Regions from separate parts of the Homo sapiens genome. Here region 1 is linked to region 2. A link is an interaction called in ENCODE POLR2A ChIA-PET data of the cell type or tissue named here. Cell type or tissue: Panc1. All regions are shown on one strand. Each heading gives the region's core, and the rest is flanking DNA. Links, peaks and the distances in the headings are about the cores only. Region 1 has its middle 58 kb from the start of LINC00862. Region 2 has its middle 12 kb from the start of ZNF281.

Region 1 (12,327 bases), core at 2,331-10,330, 82 kb before region 2:
ATAAAATGGGCCGGGCGTGGTAGCTCACACCCGTGATCCCAGCACTTTGGGAGGCCGAGGCGGTAGGATCACTTGAGGCCAGCCTCAGCAACATGGCGAGACCCTGTTCTCTACAAAAATTCACTAGGCATGGTAACACACACCTATAGTCCTGGTTACTCAAGAGACTGAGATGGGGCCAGGCACGGTGTCTCACGCCTGTAATCCCAGCACTTTGGGAGGCCAAGGTGGGCAGATCACCTGAGGTCAGGAGTTTGAGTCCAGCCTGGCCAATATGACGAAACCCTATCTCTACTAAAAATACAAAAATTGCCAGGCATGGTGGCTCACACCTGTAATCCCAGCACTTTGGGAGGCCGAGACAGACGGATCACCTGAGGTCAGGAGATCGAGACCAGCCTGACCCACATGGTGAAACCCCGTCTCTACTAAAAATGCAAAAAGAAATTAGCCAGGGGTGGTGTCAGGCACCTGTAATCCCAGCTACTCAGGAGCCTAAGAAGGAGAATCACTTGAACCCAGGGGGCGGAGTTTGCAGCAAGCCGAGATCGCACCACTGCACTCCAGCCTAGGTGACAGAGCAAGACTCCATCTCAAAAAAAAACAACTCCAAACTCTACTTGTCCAGAGTCAGAACAAAAACCACCAAGGTCTTTTGCCAGTGTCCCCATCACAGGAGATGGCACCACCATCATCCAGCCCCAGAAACCAACCCAGGGGCCATCTGCGTCTCCCCACATCTAACCCATCAACAAGCTTTGTGGATTTTGCATGCCACGTATCTCTTGGATTTGTCTATTTCTCCCCACCTCCACTGTCACCCTCTGGTTTGAACTCCATCATATCTCACCAGAGTTCATGCAGTTGGCCCATAGCCCAGCTCTCTGCATCCACCCCAGGTCTATCTCAAATCCATTTTCCATGTTGCAGCAAGAGGAGTGATGTGAAACCCAAACCATGCCACCCTTCCCACATCGAAAATATTTCAATTGCTTTCTATTGATCTTGAGACAAACAATAAATTCCTTTCCATAGCCCACAAACTCTTCCTACATGGTTTGACTTCGTGTAGCATTCATCTCTTCCTAGTATCAAAATGACCTTCTTTCAGTTCCTCAGCCTCAACTCTCCCTCTTGTCACAAGGGCTGTAAAGCACAAATTCTGCTCCCATTTAGTTGGTTAACTCTTACTCATCTTTCAGATCCCAGCTTCAGATACTATTTTCTCAAGGAAGTTTTTTCTTACTAGGCCCAATTTCTCTATTGTGAGCTTTCTTAGCACCTTGCACCTCTTGCTCATATTGAAATTTTATCATTACTGACGTTATTATTTGAATAATATCTATCTCTCTGATTTATCTATAAGTTTCATGAAGGTAGCATCTGCTTTTGGTCCCCACTCTTGCTCTGATGTCTTGCTGAGTAACTAGCATGTAGTACAAACTCAATAAATGTGTTGGTTGGTTAGTTGGTTGGTTGAATGAGTAAATGAGTAAATTACAAAACAATGCTTCATTCCAGGCTTCATAAGAATCATGGACTCTTACAACAGACTTCCTGATTTAGAATCTTAGTTCACTTACTGGATGACCACAGGCATGTTACACAAGTTCTCTGCACCTCAGTTTTCTCATCTATAATACGGGTAATAATATCTTACCTTATAGAGTTGTTATGAAGTTTAAATGAGTTTATATATATATAAATTACATCAAACAGTGCCTGGCACACAGTGAACACATATATGTAGTGTTACAATTATTATTATTGTCCTCTGACTTTAACAGTGATAAAGAAGATTCTCAAAGAAATTAAAGGCTTCGGCGGGGCACGGTGGCTCACATCTGTAATCCCAGGACTTTGGGAGGCCAAAGCGGGTGTATCACCTGAGGTCAAGAGGTCGAGACCAGCCTGGCTCACATGGTGAAACCCCGTCTCTACTAAAAATACAAAAACTAGCCAGGCATGGTGGCGTGCACCGTAATCCTAGCTACTTGGGAGGCTGAGGCAGGAGAATCGCTTGAGCCTGGGAGGTGGAGATTGCGGTAAGCTGAGATCGCAACACTGCACTCCAATCTGGGCAACAGAGTGAGACCCTGAAAAAAAAGAAAAAGAAAAGAAGAAAGGGAAAGAAATTAAAGGCTTCTAAAATAATGGTGATGTTAAATCTCTTGAGTTCGTATCCTGAACCTTGTGCTGCATTGAGCTTACGGCCCAAGTGAGGACTCATCCCTTAACCATGTGTGGCGTATGTCCTTGTTCATCGTTTTAGAAAAATACGCTACTTTTATTTTCACTGGTGTCATCTGCCTTCTCTTACTAGAACTTTTAACCCTCTCCCTGTTTCTGCACTTAGAGATCATCATGAGGTTAGTAACGTCCAAATGACACCTCAAAAGTAAGTCACAGCACGGCAAACATCCCACAGGCTATGGCTGAGATTAACCCCATGCACCCTGTAACTCCATCTGTTGCTGGCATGATGTATTGGCACTCTTGCCCTGGAGGGTGCCTCTCAGGACAGTGCTCCCCACAATAATTGGAACATCCTTCACAGCTCTCCTGGTCCTCATTCCTATCACAGAACGCTCACCTCCATCCTGCGTCTCAAAGATGGCAACTTCTCAATGGTCACTTCAATGTTTCTGCATAACCCTCCTGACCATATTCTTTTTCCTTTGCCACCAGGCTTAAACTTTTTGTAGGCATCTTTTTCTTCTTTACTAGATTTTAAATTACTTGAGAGCAAAGATCTTATTGCAACATATTGCTTCAGGAAACCTTCTTTTTCTATCAAATTGAATCTTTCGAGAATGACCAAATGCATAAACAAATAGATAAATGAATAAATAAACAAGAGCCCAAGTGAGAAACTTATTCATCTCATCTCCCATATTCTCTTGTAATATTAATCAATGTTAATTACAAAACCACAATGCAAATTATCTCTAAAATTCATTGACACTAGGTTCTAGTCTGGATTTCTTAAACCAAATAACTGGAGTAATTGAAACTAGAATAAGAATTTTTGGTTTAGTGAAGGTGAAAAAAACTTCTAGAATACTCCCTTTCACAAGAATAGAATGGACATCTTCAGGTTCATAAAATCTGAAAGAAGGAAGAGGTTGACATCCTCATTTCAGAATGAAGAGGGGAGAAAAGGCCACCAGTACTGATTGGATAGTTGCTGTGTGTTGGCAACCATGCTAGGCACTTTCAAGTAGTTTATTGAATTCACTTCCAGGGAAGCCACCTCAGTTTTATCTCCATTTTACAAATTAAAACTCTGACACTAAGAAGGTTTGCCAAAAGTATCACAGCTATGATCTGGCAGACCTGGTTCTTGAACCCCAGGCTGACATACAGAATGCCACTGTGAAAACTCTATCCCCTCACCTACTTCAAAATGGAATGCCTTCCAAGTCCCTTCCCTGTGTTATAATTACTGTTAATTTTCTACCAATACTTCCCTTCTCTCTTCTCTTCTCAAATGCCAAAATTTTATCTCACCTCCAATTCTGCTACCTTTCCCTACCCTTATGCACACTCCCTTCCTTGCCTAGCCTTGATCTCTTCTCAGAAATCTCCACTGGCCAAGAACGTGTTTCTTAGGACATGGCCACCCCCAGTCCTCTAAAAGTCTGTAGCACACTCTTTCACCCTCTCGAGATGTTCAGGGCCCTTCCTGGAGCTTGACACTTGACCAAAAAAAAAAAAAAAACATGAATAAAACACACATGTAAATTTGGCCTGGATCATTGATAATTATATAGTTATTTAACAACCTTCTATATTCAGGAGTCAAGCCTACACCGATCATGACAAATGACACCAACCTAATGACCACAGTAATTCATTGTCCTGTTTAAAGAGATTATTTAGCAAAGTCAAGGTTAAAACCATGTAACGGAACAAATTAAGGGGTGATATTACAGGACCTCCATCACACTTTTGGTATACACTTCAGCTAAGAAACATAGCTATATTTAATATTCCTCTAATTTTTAATTTTTTTCCCTTTGTACATTTTAAAATATCATAGGAGAGATTGTTTGAAATCTTGTAAGAAAATTTTTTTCCAGAAACTTTAGCCAATACAACCTTTGCTTTTTTCCATTTATTTTTTAAATTTCTTAATATGAAAAATTTAAGATTAAGACAATGGCTCTTTTCATGACTAAAAACAGCATTTCATAAGGGTCTGACCAAAGTTATAGCCCCATGCTATCATGTAATTCACATTTATTGGTGGAGAGCGGGGTGGGGGGTCAATTTCAATTTTTTAAAATGACACCAGGGTTAGAAGGCTCCCGTCAGTGAGCTTTGCCCCTATGGGCTGAGGGCCCCTGAACACACTGGAGAAAGCAAGGGCAGCCCAGTGACCTGTGCAGAGAATTTGTATCCTGTGTTTTAAAGGGAAAGAATATGAAGAAAGAAAAGTTCATTCTGAGATGAACAAGGAGTGTGGTTTAACCTGCCCCCTGTGTAATCACTCCGCATATGCAATGAAGGGAAGAAGGCACTGCATTTTTAAGAGCTCCACAATCTCCCATTTGGTGACATAGGATGTTTGCAAACTCCTGGAGGGAAGGGTTACTGTACTCAACCCACACTCCCTGTGGGCCATCAATGCCATTTATTTGTCATGATTTCAGCTGATTAATATGTAACCACAGAGGCAAAAGAAATAATTTCACAATCTGCACGTCGCAGCAATTTTCAAATTCCTTTAGGTTGAAAGCAATCACCAGCAAGGCTTTCTCCACTCTGACATATTTATTCTTCCTCTTCAGATTCAAACCATTCCAAAAAGTGAGCAAAAAATACAGCAAAAGCAGCCTGCTTGTCTACAGTATTTACATGCTTTACATACCCTAAAAATATATAGCTTATTAATGACTGATTTTCCAACCTCTTCAATAAGCTTTTTTATTAGTGTGACAATTTTTAACTTGTAAGTGTCAAGCCGTCTCTCACTGTGCGTGTCTCCTTTATGATATTTAATATAAAGATAGAAGAGTATTTATATCCCTCACAATAAGAGAACGAATTGTTTTAAGGTTATACAGCCTAGATGTGATAAAGAAAGAAGGAACCTTACAAAATGATAAATATTTTCATTAAAAAACTTTAAAACTAAAAGTTCAAAGATATGTTCTCCTCTCTTATTTCTTGTCAAAACATGACTTAAAACCCAAAACTAATCTACTTTCAATTTTATTCCATATTTCAGTGCTGTCATAGTACTCAGCAGAGAGTATTGGAATACGATCATTTTTTATTTTGGTGATGTTACCGACAGCTTTATTTCACAAAGCAATCTTATACTATGTCTACCAGTGGCAGGGCATAGAGGTCAAATAGTCTAGCCTTACAGGTAGAGAGCTTATTAAATGGCACGTCTATTAAACCCGATGGACAACATAAAGAAACATTACAGCAAAATACTTTTAACATAGTTCAATGAAGATATGGCTCAAAAGGGTAGTAAATAATTTAAACGGAGACCAATAGGGAATTTGTTATATTTTTTACTAGCATCTTCAAATTATATTTCAAGCAGAGTGGTTAGAATAGAGAAAAACACAAAAGCTTACAAACCTCATGTCGTGGGTATTTCCTACAGCAAATGTAAAAGGAACATCAACCCAAATCCAAATATTAATAAATCAACAATTCTATCACAGAGTTCATTTAAAACAATCTCAGCATAAATATTATATCACTGTGAACTAAGGAAACAGTTTTTTAAAAATTACCTTACTGTCTTTTTTATTTTTGTTTTGGAAGACAGTCAATTTTAAAATTCTACTTATGGTAGCACCAATTCATGACAAAACCTCACTTCTAAGAAAAACTGCACCAGAAGAATAGAATAGAAATAATATGGAAAATACGTGTTTACTTATTACATATTATTTGGTGTGAAAATCTAAATTAGAAAATAACATGTGTGAATTCATAGTTGGGAATTTCTTTTTTTTTCAGATATCCCTGGTAACTCTTTGGTTATCAAAAATCAAGCTGATTATCTTTTTAATCACAATGTTTTTCTCCTGTATATGTTCAACTATATTTAGGAAAACCAAAAGAAAAAGAAAAAGAAAAAGAACAGAATCCATGAAAGAGATCGCGACTTCTTATCCTTATATACAAGCTGTGATTTACGGCCAAAATAACTAACTGAATCTGTAACTTTTAATAAGTTTATCATAAATGCTATATCTCTTAATCCTGAAATTGGGTCTCTGGTCTCTTACCAGGAATATAAACTACTTGATCAAGGATTATCAGTGGATTCACCTAGTAGGATAATTAATAAGATACAGAAACATAAAACATGAGTTGTTAAAGTTTACAATTACCTTCCCTCACAGCATCGCTCTAAACGCACTGTCCTTGCTTCAGCACACAGTAAATCATCTACCTAAATGTATTTGCACCCAATCATTTTTTAAAGTCACAATCTTTGTAGTGTCAACTTGTCAAGGGTCAAAGGGAAGAACAGGCAAGATTCCCAAATCAATCTGCTTGTAGAAACTGTCTCATTTCATTTCAAATTACCTGCTGTGGTTGAAGCAGGCTATGGACAAACTGCCTCCTCCATAAACCATGACAGCACAGGTCGAACTTATGTGATCATTCATAAGGGGCAAGTCATGCCGGTTCTGTCATTAACTACTTTTAAACGGCTGTGCAGGGTTAAGTGATCTTGCAGGGCAGCCGCAGATATAAATACTGTTTGGACAGTTTAATGTCAAGAGACAACTCCTCTGGGATTAAAACTGTGTAACCCAATAGGATGGTTGTCGATACAAGGATTAAGGTACTTTGGTCCAGTTACTTGAAGTCATGCCTTTACATGTTTTGTCCAAGTGACCCTATAGGAGACCTCAAATGAGTGCCGTTCATCTACATCATGCAACTCCCAGACAGCATTCTGAGAATATTAAAAATAACTTCAGGCATTCAGAGGCTCACTCTCCCAGGTGTTCAAGAGTTTACGTTTGTCCTTGTGAGGCTGACCAGAAAATGAGAGCACATTGCTGTTGGGAGCAGGTGCCTTGCAGCAGCCTTACAGCCTTGGGCTTCCAGAGCTCATGATCAATGGGAATATCAAAGACCCACTGCTGTCCATAACATCAGGGAAGTTGGGTACAGTAAATTGTGCAAAAAAGAGCCATGATATAAGAAAAAGGACTGAAATGCCTATTCCATTGCTTTTCTAGTGCCCATCCCTTGAGATAAACCCTATAATGTCTAAAGATAACAACAGCTAGTATTTATTGAGTGCTTAGGATATGTTGGGCACTCACTGTACTAAGTGCTTTGTATGCATGACTCATTTGAATCTTACAATAACCAGTTGAGGAATCTATTATTGACCCCTGTTTATCATAGGTGAGAAAGCTACAGACCAGAGCAGGTAATCATTTGCCCCAAGTCAAAGAGCCAGTAGTGATGAAGAACAGGAACAAATACTGTGCCTGACTCCAGAACTCTCACTACAATGGTATGCCGCCTCCACTGTAATTATGACTCCTGTGAGAAATTCTACTTGCTTGACTTATAAAGTATTTATAATATACACTGGCTTAGCTTTCTTTAACATGCATTAGCTGCATGCAAAACTGTCTGAATCATTAAAAGAAAAGCGTTGCTAAGTTACTCAGAAACCAAAGAGAGCCAAATCAGGCTGATATGTGAGTATCTCTGTGGGTACACGAAGACTTTCCAGAGGGTACGTGGGCACAAATAGTTTTAAGGAAATGCATTTCAAAATCTTTTTCTAAAATTGATCCACCTGAGAAAATATAAACCTCCACTTCACCCAAAGCCTATGTACCAGGTCCCTGAAATTCCCTCCCCAATTCATCCCGTTAAGAGATGCATTTCAACCAAAAGATTTTTGTGTTTAAAACTCATCTATCAAATGTATCAAATAGGTTGTAATATATATATGGTGTTTTGATCAATTTCCAGTGCTACCTCAATACAGAGGAAAAATGTTAACATTTAGAACCTTATAGGATATTTGAAAAGAAATTTCAATTTATATACCTAGTTTTGTAGCAGAGAATTACGTGGTAGTTAATAAGGGCTTTCAAGCATAAGGATGAATTTCATCAAGGTAAAATTCTATGAGGGAAAGAGAATGGAAATACAGTTCCAAGGAAAAAAAGGAACAATGCTATGGAAGAGTCGTGTAATTTTTTTATTTTTTTATTTTTATTCTTATTTATTTATTTATTTATTTATTTTTGAGACAGTTTTGCCCTCATCGCCCCAGCTAAGGTGCAATGGCACGATCTCAGGTCACCGCAACCTTGGCCTCCCAAGTTCAAGCAATTCTTCTGCCTCAGCCTCCCGAATAGCTGGGATTACAGGCATGCACCACCACACCCGGTTAATTTTGTATTTTTAATAGAGATGGGGTTTCTCCATGTTGGTCAGGCTGGTCTCAAACTCCCAACCTCAGGTGATCCACCCGCCTCAGCCTCCCAAAGTTCTGGGAAGACAGACTTGAGCCACCATGCCCGGCCCCAGGTTATGTATTTTTTAAATTGGCCCTGATAAGTGCAAAATCCCATGATATTCATATTCCTCTGGACACATTTAAATCAGTTTCTTAGCCTCAGCACTGTTGACATTTGGGGCTGGATAATTTGTGTTATAGTTTGCTGTCTAGTGCATTATAGGATCTTGACCAGTATCCTTGATCTCTGCACGCAGATGCGCACACACACACACACACACACACACACAGCTGTGACCACAAGACTTTGCCTAATGTCTCCTGGGGAGCAAAATCACTCCTGGTTGAGAATCCTTAAACAAAAGATATTAAAGATTTATTATCGATTTTCAAAATCTGATATTTAAATTTATGAAAAATGTTAAATGTACACTAAAACTTGTGCAAAAGAGTACATTTTTCTTGAGACAGGGTCTCTCTCTGTCACCCAGGCAGGAGAGCAGTGGCACGGACACAGCTTACTACACTGTTGACCTCCTAGGCTCGAGCAATCCTCCCACTTCAGCCTTCTGAGTAGCTGGAACTACAAGCATGTGCCACCACGTCCAGCTACTTTTTGAACTTTTTATAGAGATGGGGTTTCACCATGTTGCCCAGGCTAGTCTCAAACTCCTAGGCTCAAGAAATCCTCCCTCCTCGATATCCCAAAGTGCTGGGATTACAGGTGTGAGCCAACTTGCCCGCTGCCCATAATCTTTAAAATTATCTCTAGAAGTGTATATGGGAAAAAACATTCCAAGACCATGGAATTAAATAGGAATAGTTGGTGACAAATATGGTGTGGGCAGAAGAAACCTCCACTGAAGCTGGGACCTCAGCTGAGACTTGCACTTTTCAGTCTCAACTGCTAGGATGATTCAGGTCCACAGAAGTCAAACAAAGCAGCCAAGCCATCATAAAAGGCAGTGTCAGTGTGATACTTGAACGTGTGACTCTGAATAATCACCAGAAAGAACAATGAGTAGGTGTTATTCCTCAGTAATTTTAAAAGCCCCACCTTTGGAAGAAAAAGCATAAACTGGGACAGGCCAAACTGAGGAGAACCTGAGAAACTCCCTAAAAACATTAAAGGTCACAGATCACATCTTCCTACTCTTGAATTTGTTGTAGTCCTGTGTAGCATTTATCCATGCTTAAAAGTGAACTTACAGTTGTGTTTAATTTTGATTATCTCTCTTGATACTAACAAGAGTCTGGAGAGGGGTAGAATCACAAGGACCTTAGTTTTTCACGGGCAAAACTGTCCAGGCCTGTTCTACCCCCAGCTGCATACCAGAAGCTAGGCTGGAGGAGAAACCAAACCTCCTTATCAGACTGTAACAGGTAAACTACAGTCCCTAAAAATCAGCAGTAATCATTCTCTCATATTAATTACACTGTCACTTAGATATATCAATTGTACAATATCAGATATTTGCCAAAATGACCCTGAAATGTCAACTAAAATATCAAAGCGTAAGTCACAACCTTTTCTTTTTTTATTTTATTTTATTTTAGAGACAGGGTCTTGCTCTGTCACCTAGGCTGGAGTGCATGGTGCAATTATAGCTCCCTGCAACCTCGAATTCATGGGCTCAAGCAATCCTCCCATCTCACCCTCCCAAGTAGCTAGAACTATAGGCGTGTGCCAACATGCCTGGCTAATTTAATTTTTATTTTTTGTAGAGATGGAATCTTGCTATGTTGCCCAAGGAACATAGCTCCTGGCTTCAAGTGATCCTCCTGCTTCAGCCTCCCAAAGCCTTGGGATTACAGGGATGAGCCACTGCACCCAGCCCACAGTCTTTCTACCGGGAATCTTAAATGACTTTTAGTAACTCAAGCAAAGTGGGAAAAAAGTTCATAATATCAAAATTAGGAAATACATATAGGCTAAACTGAGAAGAAAAAATCACCCATAATCTCACCACCAATAAGCTCTATAGATGATCCTTTTTAATTTAATGGTACACTACAAAAATGCCTTTAAAATAGTCTGTATCTTCTGACCTCACCAAGCTTTGGGTTACTGGAGCATACATTATCACCCTGGCTTTATAAATGAGGAAGGAAGTCCAGGCATGGTGGCTCACGCCTGTAATCCCAGCACTTTGGGAGGCCGAGGCAGGCAGATCACCTGAGGTCAGGAGTTCGAGACCAGCCTGACAAACATAGAGAAATCCCGTCTCTACTAAAAATACAAAATTAGACAAGCATGGTGGTGCATGCCTGTAATTCCAGCTACTTGGAAGGCTGAGGTAGGAGAATCGCTTGAACCCAGGAGGCAGAGGTCGCAGCAAGCCGAGATCACGCCATTGTACACCAGCCTGGGCAACAAGAGCAAAACTCTGTCTCAATAAATAAATAAATAAATAAATAAATAAATAAATAAATAAATAAATAAATAAAGAAGGAAGGAAGGAAGGAAGGAAGGAGAGCCCAAGAAGTTAAGTGACTCATGCCCCAAGTCCAGCTCTCTTTCTGCTGAAATATACAGCCTTCAAAAACAAAAGCAGGCAACGGTTGTTTTAAGCATGCCAAATATTCGTTTTTGGCTCAGCTGCCAGTGTGAAGACAGTTTCATACATTTGATCCTAGTTAAGACAGATTAGCTAGCCAAGTGTGCATTTGATATCTGAATGTTTAAAAGAAAAAAAAAGTCAGGATACTCCATCCTTGGATGTTCTAAAGAATCTTTTTCTGGAAAGTGCTTTCTGGGCTCCAACATGCTGGAGCTTAGTCCCCTGCATTAGTGAATACAAGGCAATCCTGGCCCGAGAATTCCCCGTCTAGCCAGGGGATTGGCAACACACAAACAAAGGCTTAAAGAGAAGAAGCAGCATACTAATGAGTGCAGTGTCCGACACTGCGGGCCAGATACTCAAATGCCCAACACACTGAACAAAAGAACCGTCATGGTGAGAAGAGACAGGAAGCATTCATGCAGTCAGCCAACACATACTTGGTGGGCGCCTGAGTGGTAGGCAGCGTTCTAGGCTCTGGGGATACAGGAGCGGTTCAGACAAAGCAGCCTGGGGTGGTGGAAGAGCCATCAAATGCAGCCAGGCTTATGGGAACATAAATTCTAGTGTACCTCTCACCAGCCAACAAGGCAAATTATGGAATCCCTGAGCCTCAGTTTCCTCCATTTATGATGGAAATATCTAGTCCATTGTATGAAATTAGCTAATACATTAATTTTATTTATTTGAAACAGGGTCCCACTCTGTCGCCCAGGCTGGAGTGCAGTGGCACGATTATGGCTCACTGCAGCCTTGACCTCCCAAGCTCAATGAATCTTCCCACCTCAGCCTCCCAAGTAGCTGGGACTACAGGCATGTGCCACAATACCTGCTAACTTTTGTATTTTTTGTAGAGATGAGGGGTCTTCCTATGTTGCCCAGGCTGGTCTCCAACTCCTGGGCTCAAGCAATCCTCCTGCTTCAACCTCCCAAAGTGCTGGAATTACAGGTGTGAGCCACTGCAACCGACCTAGGTAATGTGTTTAAAGTACACGATACATTACTATGTAGGGAGCTCAACAAATGTTATTCATGGTAACATGAGTAGTAATGATACACTACTCTGTATGGAGCTCAACAACTGTTCTTCATGGAAGCTAATTTTGACTGAGATTTTTACTATGTTCTGAGGACTGTGCTAGTCATATCACATATATTATCTCATTTAATCCTCACAATTTAGCATAATAATTTATGGATGATGAAATTAATCATAGTAACTCTGTCCAAGGACATAAAATTATCAAGGTAAGAGTCAATATTCAAATCCTAGTAGTTATCTCTAGAGCT
Region 2 (12,327 bases), core at 2,648-10,647:
GATAAAATTGTATTTCCTTTTATCTACTTATTAATACATATTAAGCAAGAATAATGCTATGACAAGAAGAGTCAAGTGTTTCAATAAATTGTTATGTTTTGGGGAAACAAAATGAGGAAGGTGGTAATAGTAATTTCCTTATATTCATCTTTCCATTGGAAACTATAACAATAATCTGATCACAGAAATAGAAAATAATCTACCTTTTGATATTATAAAATTTGCATTCTGCAAAACACCCCAACTTTCCCAGTATGCAAATTCCAAACATTAGCATTACAAACTATACTCATTGAAAACTGCAAACAGCTGAGCCAACAGCATCAACACTGCTTAACTGAGGAATCACAAATAGGACATGAGAAGATTCCATTAAAAAAACAATGAGTAAAAATAGAAAACCTTCACTCCTAGACATTCAGTTAGCCCAGTTCTGCCAGTCGCCCTCTTTTATGTAACACAGGCAGGTTAGGATTCCTTGGGCTATAGATCTTTACCTAATACAGGGCATTTTCCTGTTCTCTGCTCAGCAGTCCTGAGAATGAGGCAGGCAAGTATTTTTTATATCCACTTTATGTTTATGAAAGAGGTGGCCAAGAAAGGTTTAGCAGTTTCTTCAGAATCATGTAGCTCCAAAGTCCTGGAGTCAGGACTAGAACTTAAACTGCGGGACCCCTGGGCTTGAGCTCTTTCGAGACCATGATGCTGAAACTTGGTGCCAGGCTGGATCTTGAACACAGTGGGAAGCCTCAGGGATCTCAAACCAATCCTACATTTGCATTCTAGCTCTATTATTTCCAGTGCTTCTCTGGTGGAATTTTCCTAACCCAATTTGTTCATCTGTAAAATGAGATTAATATTACCCTGCCTTTCAATTTGTCAGAATCAAATGAGGCAAAGCCCAAAAACACTCTGACGAAGTAGGTGTTCAACAAATGATAATATACAATTCCCACAAGCAGCCTGTGGAACGTTCATAAGCAATGCCAGGTTCCTCAGGAATTATGTTTTATATGTTAGTACATTCATTCCCATATTATAGGGCATACAACAATCAGGGGGCTCTGTTTATGCAGCTCCAAAACCCAGCATTCCAATCAATGGACTAGAGTTTCAACTTACATATAAACCACTTTTAACAATGGAACAGGGCTCCTCCCTCCTCCGCCTTTACCAGTAGTTCCTACTGATGTGAAGCAGTAATTGTTACTCATTCACTCTGCCACACTTGTATGCCACATAAAGATGTTACTCAGATAATGAATACAAAATAAGATCTGTCTTTCAGGAAGTCAGGGAGATTTCTTTTTCTTTCAAGACAGGGTCTCACTTTGTCCCCCAGGCTGGAGTGCAGTGACGCAATCTCAGCTAACTGCAACCTCTGCCTCCCAGGCTCAAGCGATCCTCCCACCTCTGCCTCTGGAGTAGCTGGGACCACAGGCGCGCACCACCACACCTGGTTAATTTTTGTATTTTTTGTGGAGACGGGGTTTTGCCAGGTTGCCCAGGCTAGTCTCGAACTCCTGGGCTCAAGAGATCCACCCGCCTCAGCCTCCCAAAGTGCTAGGATTACAGGCGTGAGCCATGGCACATGGCTGAGATTTTTTTTTTTTTTTTGAAACAGAGTCTGGTTCTGTCACCCAGGCTGTAGTGCAGGGGCGCAATCTCGGCTCACTGCAACCTCTGCCTGCCAGGTTCAAGCGATTCTCCCGCCTCAGCCTCCTGAGTAGCTAGGACTACAGGTGCCTGCCACCATGCCCAGCTAATTTTTGCATTTTTTATAGAGGCAGGGTTCCATCATGTTGGCCAGGCTGGTCTTGAACTCCTGACCTTGGATGATCCACCCACCTTGGCCTCCCAAAGTGCTGGGATTACAGGTGTGCGCCTGGCCGAGATTTCTGTTTTAAAGAAAAGAGAGTGCAGTGTCTCACGTCTGTAATCCCAGCACTTTGGGAGGCTGAGGCAGGAGGATCACTTGAGGCCCAGAGTTCGAGACCAGCCTGGTCAACATGGTGGAACACTGTCTCTACTAAAAATATAAAAATTAGCCATGTGTGGTGGTGCACATCTGTAATCCCATCTACCTGGAAGGCTGAGGTGGGAGAATCGCTTGAACCTGGGAGGTGGAAGTTACAATGTGTCAAGATCATGTCACTGCATTCCAGCCTGGGTGACAGAGACTCCGTCTCAAAAAAAAAAAAAAAAAAAAAAAAAAAAGAATACTGGAACAAAAGAGGGATTTGATGATTAGATACCCCTACCTTGACTATTATTTATTTAGAAATGGGGTCTCACTATGTTGCCCAGGTTGGAGTACAGTGGCTATTCATACAGGTGCAATTATAGTGCCTCAAGCTCCTGGACTCAAGGAATGTTCCCATCTCAGCCTCCAGAGTAGCTGAGACTACAGGTGTGTGCCACATCTGGCTGCATGACTAATTTAATTTTTAAATGTTAACTATAAATATGAAATTAACATAACTAAGGAGTTTTAGTTAACTGCAAATAGATTTGTCCTCATGAAGGAAATTAGGCGGATCTCAAACCCTAAATACCACATAGTAATCCTAAATCTGTCGTCATAATTAAGCCAGAAATTATCCAGTATATACCAGGTTTATTAGAGATTTGAGTAAAACCTACTGATGCTTCTAACACTCCATTAGTGAATTTTTTTTTTTTTTTGAGACGGAGTCTCTCTCTGTCGCCCAGGTTGGAGTGCAGTGGCACGATATCAGCTCACTGCAACCTCCGCCTCCCAGGTTCGGGCAATTCCCTGCCTCAGCCTCCCGAGTAGCTGGGATTACAGGCGCCCACCACCACGCCCGGCTAATTTTTGTATTTTTTTTAGTAGAGACAGGTTTCACCATCTTAGCCAGGCTGCTCTTGAACTCCTGACCATGTGATCCACCTGCCTCGGCCTCCCAAAGTGCTGGGATTACAGGCGTGAGCCACCACGCCCGGCCTCCATTAGTGAATTTTAACTTAGAATTTAAGAAGCAGTAGTAAATTCCTTAAATTAATGTACTTGTCAGATAAAAGAATAAAAAATAAAAGTGGGAATCCAGCAAGCTTAAATAATTGAATCAGATAGGCACAGTAAGTTTTTTTAAAAAAGCTTCTCACTAAAAATTGCCCATCTTTAATCACACCTAGCCTTGTATTTATTTCTTAGAGTGACTGGTCAGGTTACCTAAATATTCCAAAAGTGAGACCTCTATGTGTCCCCCAACTATTTCAATAGTGGCATATCTTTTAAAGCAGAGTTTCCCTACCTCGGCATTACTGACATTCTAGGCTGCATAGTTCTTTGTTTGTTCCTAAAAACAGAGGTTTTATTGCGTTTGGTCCACAGTTGGTATTTCACCTCATTTCACGGTGCAGGGCCCCTGGGTGGGGGTCCTTGTGCAGTACACTTGATGGGGTGTGTGGCTGGGGGAGACGGAGCAGTATAGCTGGTCAGGCCCAGGAGGGTAGGAGGGCTGGGGCTCCTTAAAACCTGATAAGCTGCATAATTCTTTGTGATGAGGGGCTGTTCTGGGCATTGTGGCATGGCTAGCAACATCCTTGGTCTCTCCCCATTAGATGCCAGTAGCACACAGTCTGGTTCCAAGTTGTGACAACAAAAATGTCTCCAGATACTGCTCAATGTACCCTGGGAGCAAAACTGCTCCCAGCTGAGAACCACTGATTTAGTTACTCGTGTGGTGTCTTTACCCGTACAAGACCCTTGTTAAAGTGCGCATGCATTCCCTGGAAAGGTTAAATACTGATCTGTTATGAGCCCTTGCTCCATGTGATGGGTGCTTACAAGCACTACTTTACAGATGAGGAAGTTCAGCTTCAGGAAAATGAAGTAATTTTACTTCTATTCAATGCCAAAGCCAAGATTTTAAATTAGGTCTAACTATAAAACTTTCTACATGGTTCTTTCTGTAAGGCCTCAAGACTTCTGAATAAAGAAGGCATAATGCAGTAGTAGTTTAAAAAAAAAAAAAACCCACAAGATTTGAAATCACTAAGGGGTTTCACCAATTTTACCGGTGGTATGTTAGGCAAGAGCAGATCTCTTCCCTTCCTGAGCCTGTTCTTCACCAGTGACATGAAAATACTCTCATTTATAGCACGCAAGGGACTTGTGAACTATGACATACAACAGTAATTATAGGCCAGACACAGTGGCTCACACCTATAATCCCAGCACTTTGGGAGGCTGAGGCTGGCAGATCACCTTAGGTCAGGAGTTTTGAGACCAGACTGGCCAACATGATGAAACCCCGTCTCTACTAAAAATACAAAAATTAGCTGGCCGTGGTGGCACACACCTGTAATCCCAGCTACTCTGGAGGCTGAGGCATGAGAATCGCTTGAACCTGGGAGGCGCAGGTTGTAGTGAGCCTAGATTGTGCCACTGCACTGCACTCCAGCCTGGGTGACAGAGAAAGACTCCATCTCAAAAAAAAAAAAAAAATGTAATGATAATAATTTTTTTAAAATACTCATGGTTGGATATCAGCACCCTAAAATCTCCTCCCCCAGATTCACTTTCCTATGTCCTTTGTGTCTTTGCTCTAATGTTACCCCTTCCAGGACTTCCCTATCTGAATAAGCACACATCTCGCTATCATTTTCTGGTCCCTTTTTCTGCCTAGCATTTAACCCTGACCCACATTATATGATGTATTTGTTCACTCAGCTCCTCCATTAGAATTTAAGGACATTCCATTTTGTTCTTTTCACCTTTATTACCTAGACTAATGCTGGCACATAATGGGCACCCAGGTATTTGCTCAGTGGATTAGTTTTTATAAAACTAAACCAGTGAATTTTGAATTAGGGTCCTATGGGAAGTGAATGGATTTTGATGAGAGAGGAGAAAGGAAGGCCAAGGAGAGTGTTGGAGCATAAGTGAAAGAGTTTTAACACAGTGCTTCTCAAATTCTAATGTATCCGGGGCATCTTGCTAAAATGAAGGTTCTCATTCAGAAGACCTAGGGTGAGGCTGAGACTGCATATTTAACATACTCCTAAGTGATGCTGGTCCACTTTCATAGCCAGGCCCTAGACAACCAAAGAGGGCATTCAGGTAGGACCTAAACAACTTTGCACTGAGATGCAAATCAGAGCAGCAGAGGACTAATGAGATGAATTGTTTGTTAATGAAAAGTGCATGCCATCTCTCTGTATTGCTTTTCTTTCAGCTTCTAAGGCTGATAAGATCCAAGGAATACTTTATGGAACGACGAATCTGAAAGTCCCAGTACTAAACAATCTTATATTCACATAGCACCTTTTTCATAATGTAACAGTCATCTATGTATATTTTAGCTTTGTTTTGGAGGTGATATACTGAAATAATATCAAAATATATATATTTAGCTTTATCTCTAATGGCCATATAATAAATACAATATACTAATGACTAATGTATCAGATTTCAATAGATTATGAAATGTTTTCTTTTCCACAGTCATTCTGCTTCAACAACACTTAATACTTAATGTAACACATACATAACTTCTGAATTTGATAGCTGGTAGATTAGGAGCAGTTGAAAATCATAAGATTGAAAGTAGCTAAATGGAAGAGAGAATACATTCCAAGTAAGTGCAAGACCAGGCAGCTGTCCATCAAGTTTCAATTTGGATAATAATGTAATTGGGACTAAAATCAAGAAGAGCCCTGAACGTCATTCATTTCCAAGTTATAAATTATGTTTACTTACCTCTGGTAACAGTAAAATGCTTAATTTATTTTTATTACAAAAGGCAATTCTTGGCCAGGCACGGTGGCTCACTCTTGAATCCCAGCACTTTGGGAGGCCGAGGCGGGAGGGTCACTTGAGGTCAGGAGTTCGAGACCAGCCTGGCCAACACAGAAAAACCCCACCTCCACTTAAAAAAAAAAAAAAAAAAAAGGACAGGCCGGGTGCGGTGGCTCACGCCTGTAATCCCAGCATTTTGGGAGGCCAAGGTGGGCAGATCACCTGAGGTGAGTTCAAGACCAGCCTGGCCAACATGGTGAAACCCCATCTCTACTAAAAAAATACAAAAATTAGTCAGGTGTGGTAGCCGGCGCCCGTAATCCCAGCTACTCAGGAGGCTGAGGCAGAAGAATTGCTTGAACCTGGGAGGCAGAGGTTGCAGCAAGTGGAGATCATGCCACTGCACTCCAACCTGGGCAATGAGCAAGGCTCCATCTCAGAAAAAAAAAAAAAAAAAGAAACCCACTTTTATTACAAAAGACAATTGTAAATCAAATCTGTAAAGTAAAACTGTAAAATTATCTAAACATCTTTTTCATCCCTAATTTAAAATCAAGTGATGCTGTATTTATAAAAGAAAATATGATTAAAACAGATTTATTTATAAACTCCAGCTCTTAATATGCTTCAGTTTTGTAGAACAAATGGTGGCAATATCAGAATTTTTAAGATATCCATTTCCAAAGTAAGAACCATTTAAAACATTTTTGTTCCACTCTATTAAAATAATACAGAGGTGATCATTTCTAAAATTCATTTCACATACTCACAATATACTTACTATCTTTAATGTAATTTCCACCTTTTAATAGATATTTCTAGAAATTATAATCTTACGAAATGAAAAAATTCAGTTTTCTCCAAACAACAGTTCTGACTTACATTTGAAAAACCCTAACAACTGCTCCTGTCCGACATTTGAGAGCCACCTAAAAGATGTGAAGTGGCTATTCTTGAAAACAGGGAGAAACTGGATATTCCTTATACATATGTGAACCAAGATTTCCAAACATATCTATTCCGTGAAGCCCAATTTTCTAAGAATGTTTTTAAGAAATGAGCTTTTTCAAAACTCAAGTCAGGTTCAGGCACTGGTGTGCTTCCTATTGATAGGCTAAACTTCTTGCCTTTCTCTTCACAATCTTAATAGCTCTAAACACATTAATCTTATTTATTGCAAAGCAATGTCCCCACCATCTGCTCTTGCTAGTATTCCTCTCAAAGTGTATTTTATATATTCAGCCACCAGTAATTTGTGTTCTGAACATTTTATTAAAACACAAATACATGTATACTTTATAAGCCATGCAGTTATTTAGATGATAAAGTTTATCTGTATTAAACTTGATCAGCCATGCAGTTATTTAGATGATCAAGTTTAGTACAGATAAACTTGATCATCTAAATAACTATACATGGCTTATAAACAAAATAACTGCCTTATGAAAGGCAATTCTATACATATATTGAATTTCTGCTCTCACATTCACCTGGCAAAATTCCAACTGATATTTCAGTACTGAACATTTTTAACAAATAGTACTTTCAGACCATTCAAAGTATTTTTGTATTCTAGTTCCAGATGGAGTATTGGTTCAGGTGAGTATATGACTGAATATAATCGGGTGATCATTTCTTATTAAATTATAAGATGCATGTTAGTTTTGGTTTGGAAATCAGAAAAATAGTTTCCATCATTAAATGTCATGGGAAGTCCTGAAATTACTTCATAATTACATAACTATTTCTGTAAAATTTTGCTTGCATTAAGACTTTATTTACATATATAGATGAATTGAAAGTTTAAAAGCAAAAAATGATTTCCATGACAATTCTTTTCTGCTACTTAATATTTAGCTATGAATGAAAATGTTACCATTTACTTTGTATTACAAGTCAGCTTAGTGGTTTTTTTCCAAATTAAGATACTCACCCATACTGAATTACAGTACTTCAAAATTTCAAGTTTCAAGAGAGAAACTTTCAATGTTATCATAAAAAAGCTACTAAGCAAGACACTCCTTTTTCTCTCATCTTTTCCTAAATACTACCTCTTCTCCTTTCTATAGGACACGTACACTAGCATTATTAGGAAAAATATCATTATATCCTTTACATACCCTTGTCTCTCCTTCTCAAATATCAATTTGTTTTAGAGGTTTAATAAAATCAAAGTGAACAAAATGAAAAACTGTAATGTTCTATTCTTTCTATCAGGCCACTCTGGAAAATCTTCCCAAATCACATTTTAGTTTTGCCTTCATATACATTCCTATAACTCACCGGCAGTACCCCATAGGAACCCATTATCAGTTGGCCATTGGTACCAGTCTTCCAAATCTAATTCAAATGTTTAAGGTCTTTAAGTATATGGCCACGGTAAACATTCCCATTAATATTAATCTCCTTAGAACCTTTTTCACTTTGTCCTTACACAACAGTCATTCCTTCCCTTCCAAAGACAAATCTGTCACAAGTTTTAATATTTTGTTTTTTACGGCATGTTCAACAATCATAGGTTTTTTTTTATACTTTTTCAACTAAACCTAGACAATCTATGTTAAGTGTTGTCATAACCTAATTTTTTACTTACTAAAAACAAGAGGCAATTTTAAAAGTTAGTGTAATAGTTTCTAATTACCCTTGCAAACTTTCTAAACTAAACCTTTAAGAGATCAAATTACCAACATAAACACTCATAAAAAGAAATACACAGCAAACTACTCCAAATGTGACTGAGTATAGAAATGTGTATGATATCTTAGTGGACATCATAAAAAAGAAATTAAACATTTGGACCTTCTACAGCTGTCCCCCCAAATCCAAAGGAATAAAATTCCTCAGTAATTTACCTTACAAACAACATAATCCTTAACATATTATAGTAACACAATTTTAATTTGCTCATTGTAAGGCTACTTACAACAAAAGTGAAAGCAGTACAAGATCAAGTTTTAAAGTGATTTAATGCATTTATGCAGTGCTACGAAATCTTGCTCAGTTTTCTAATGTGCTTGACTGAATAAAATGTACATATTAGAAAAAAGAAAAAGAAAAAAAGAATAAATCTGCCATGGCCTGGGGTATAAAAATAATAATAAATTTTTAAAAAGAAAATTTACATATTGGGTCTATTAAATGCAAATATTTTCACAATTTTTATCCCTATACCTTACCCACTTGCAAGATGAAAACTTCAGGTCTCATTTCAGTCAGCTTTCTAACCTATACTAGGCACTTTTACTGTTTTGGACCACAAAGTAAAAAACTGCAAGTCTTAGAAAAGCTCTTTCCAGTTCCACCACTAAACTGATGAAGGTCATGGGTTGTCTATTCATGGAGACCCACAATGATACCCATTTACAGTTCTCATTATCCTCCAAAAAGAAGGAACTCTCTTTCAAATGTTTGCACTTGGCTTCCTCGTAGGAAGAGCTTAGTTTATGCACAAACATAAAATAGTTACACTGCTGATCTTGTCATTCAATTTTGCAATCCACTCTTTAGAAATTAATCTAAAAAATGTCACTTCGACTTTAAAAACTGTATTTATTCCAAAACTCAGTATTTAAAACTTTAGCTCCCATTTAAAACTTTAACTTTCCAATAGATAATGCTTATAAGATTCTTATCTAACGTAGAATAAAGAAATGAACTAGTCACAAGTTAAAATTGCAAACATTTTTCAAAGCAAAACAAAAAAATAATTAAGGGTTTCCAACTTTTTATAACCACTCACACTTTTCCTTTGTCGTAACACAACATGCCTTTGTACACTGTATTTGTACATTTATTTTTTGGTGGGTAAAGAATGTGGATTCAGAGCTTTGGTCTTAATTCCTAAATTCTGTTCATATCCATTTGATCACATATAACAATTTTGACTGCCAATTGTTTTAGTAAGAAAAAAGTTATTTAAAATTCTTAACAACCGATGGAAACTGTGTGATTTTATGAGTTACCAAAGAAAAGATTTAATACATAAACACAAAGATTAGCCATCTTTTTCCTAGACTGGACATGTAAACAGAAATTCACCACAGTTGTCTGTTAAGAGTTATTTATTAATTGCTCCACAATAGTTCTAAAGTTCATAACAAACCAAAGTACTGAAATAAGTCTGAACTGAAAGAACAACAAAATCAGAACAGTTTTCCAACTAAAGATCCTCTTTACCCTTTTAACAGTTAATATTGGAGTAAATTTTATATTCCCTATTTTCCAAATGTGACTGAGTACGGAATGTGTATGCTATTTTCCTTCAAAATCTATTCCTTTTCTTCTCCATTCTAAGATATCCCTTAATTCCCTTTACATTCAACCCCTGCCCATTATTCTTCTATTCTCTATAAACACGGGAAATACATTTTCCCCTCTGGAGTACAAGCTCCAAATCATTACATTTTTCTCCAGCTATCTATCTACACTTCCAAAGATACTAATTTCAACATATAACTTGCTTTACAAGGCTTATCATGCACAGTACATTTCAACCTAGCTAGTCACACACACAGGCTATAATGAAGTATAGTCTGTTATTAAGAACTCAATATTATTCCTCCTAGGTAAAAAGATGTAGGTTGGTTGTAGGTTTTTTCACTTTTGCCAAAAGCTACTCTGTGCAACTGAAGAACCACAGTAGTTGACTGTAATTGTTATAAACACAACTCTGTTAACAGAAAATACTGAACTACTGTCAAGTCTACTACCTATACGGTAGTTATTATCAGATGAGAAGTGCAAAGAATTATAAAATCTATTCAACTAATTACTTGACCAGCTTATCATAAACCTCTATGGCTTTTTGTAAACTGCCTTCCATAAATGCTAAGTAGTTAAACTGCAGATAAATCAATTCAGAAGCACCCCTAATATTTGATGATTTTCTTAGGTTTTAACTTCCTACTTATCTATACAATAAAATTTCAATATTTAGGATGTCTTCTAAATTCTTAACCTAGGGTCCATAACTAAGAATTTATTTGAAAGTTGGAGGAGGTCTTGTGAGCATGTAGACTGGCTTGCACATTTTCATTTGTTGATATATCTCTGCTAACGTACAGGGGGCGGGGGGCCATCAATTTATATCGGGTGCCCAGAGTCTGTGACCCAAAAAAAATGTTACGCTGGACTTGTATAAGTAAGCCAAAGATTCATAAAGAATTTAAATATAGTCTATTTAAATTAGTCACACTCAAATACAGTCAAGCATAAGATAACAGAATTCTAAGATGCTGTGTTCATCCTAATGTTCATTTTAAATGTTACCAAGGATATAAAAAAATAACGAGAATACAATATTTTCCCTCACTATCAGTAACTGTTTATCATTTCATGGAGGGTACAAGCAGATTGGTAAACCACCACAGATCCCTCTTCTTAAATACCAGGAGGGATCCCATAACAAAATATTCATGGAACATTACCATCATAACCTCACGCAACATGATGCATGGATCCTATCATAGCACTAACAAAGGAGTCTTGCATCACATTTTAAAAATGAAATCCTATCAGTATGTATCATAGAAAACACAAAGACCATAAAACTCAGAAAATGATAGTCTTCAGGTATGTTTTACCCTAAAAGTAGAAGTTCAGAAACTATTTTTGGTGAGGGAAGTTCTTCTGCTTAACAAGAGCCTATGAATTTGGAAGGTAAAAATTCCATGTGACCTCATGAAGCCATATTGCTCAAACTGTCACCCAGTTCAGGCTTAAATGCTACTAATGGCAAGTAATTACAAAATGCCAGATGACAGGAATGAATACAAACTTTTGCCTCTCTCATCTGATGAGCATAATACGGAAAACTAAAGTAGAAATATTTGTATCAGTTTGCAACTTTTTAAAAACATGCTAAAAATTATAGATGTTTTTCCACTGTTCCCATTTTTAAATTACCTCAAAAATACTGACCAGCAATTGCTAAATTATGGTAGTCCTTATTCTGAATTTCCAGTAGCACAACAGAAATCCAAAAGCATTGTTTCCTACTTCATACCTTAACTTCTTAAAAGTAAAAAAAAACCTTAATTTTAAAATGATCATATTCAGAGACAGACATTCCACAGAAGAAATAAAGGCAGGTGGATGGGTTAAAAAAAAAAATCAATCTGTTAGGGCTAATCTAGAATAGAGAATAAGTCACCTGTGCAAAGAAATCAAAAATTGGATTTCAATATAGAATCAGAGATTCTGCTTAGCACTCTTGTTCAAGAAAAAGACCAAATCTAGGAAATACACTTGGGCAAAACAAACAAAAACTGACATTTCCTAATCACAGACTCGCCAGTACAGATAATCTCTACAGAGAAATCCATGCTTATACTTAATATCTTTATGATTTCCTGTAATACTATCATATACTAAAAAGAAAACAAAGCCTCAAAGACCTATTCTACCCTTTAATATATTTATTCCCAATTCCTCAACACTGTAGCCACTAAATTTCAAAACACAAATGTCTTATGATCTACTTTTTCCCTTCATACTTATAAGTTTACTAATATATTACATATTTACTAATTTTCAGTTTCTGCATCTCCATTATTTATAGGTTT

The links. Peaks named below come from ENCODE experiments on the same cell type or tissue, not always from the same donor. Only the 100,000 strongest peaks of a DNase experiment are listed, where the experiment ranks them.
Region 1: POLR2A ChIA-PET joins it to region 2 with 10 read pairs; 12 of 35 experiments call an interaction of 5 or more read pairs at or near these places.

What each region holds. Positions count from the first base shown.
Region 1 is chr1:200,309,920-200,322,246 of GRCh38, forward strand. No RefSeq gene overlaps it. Among named protein-coding and RNA genes, the nearest start is that of LINC00862, 58 kb to the right of the region's middle. In Panc1, for the core only: no CTCF peak of the experiment used is centred there; no DNase peak of the experiment used is centred there.
Region 2 is chr1:200,391,642-200,403,968 of GRCh38, forward strand. No RefSeq gene overlaps it. Among named protein-coding and RNA genes, the nearest start is that of ZNF281, 12 kb to the right of the region's middle. In Panc1, for the core only: no CTCF peak of the experiment used is centred there; no DNase peak of the experiment used is centred there; H3K27ac peaks cover 2,180 bases.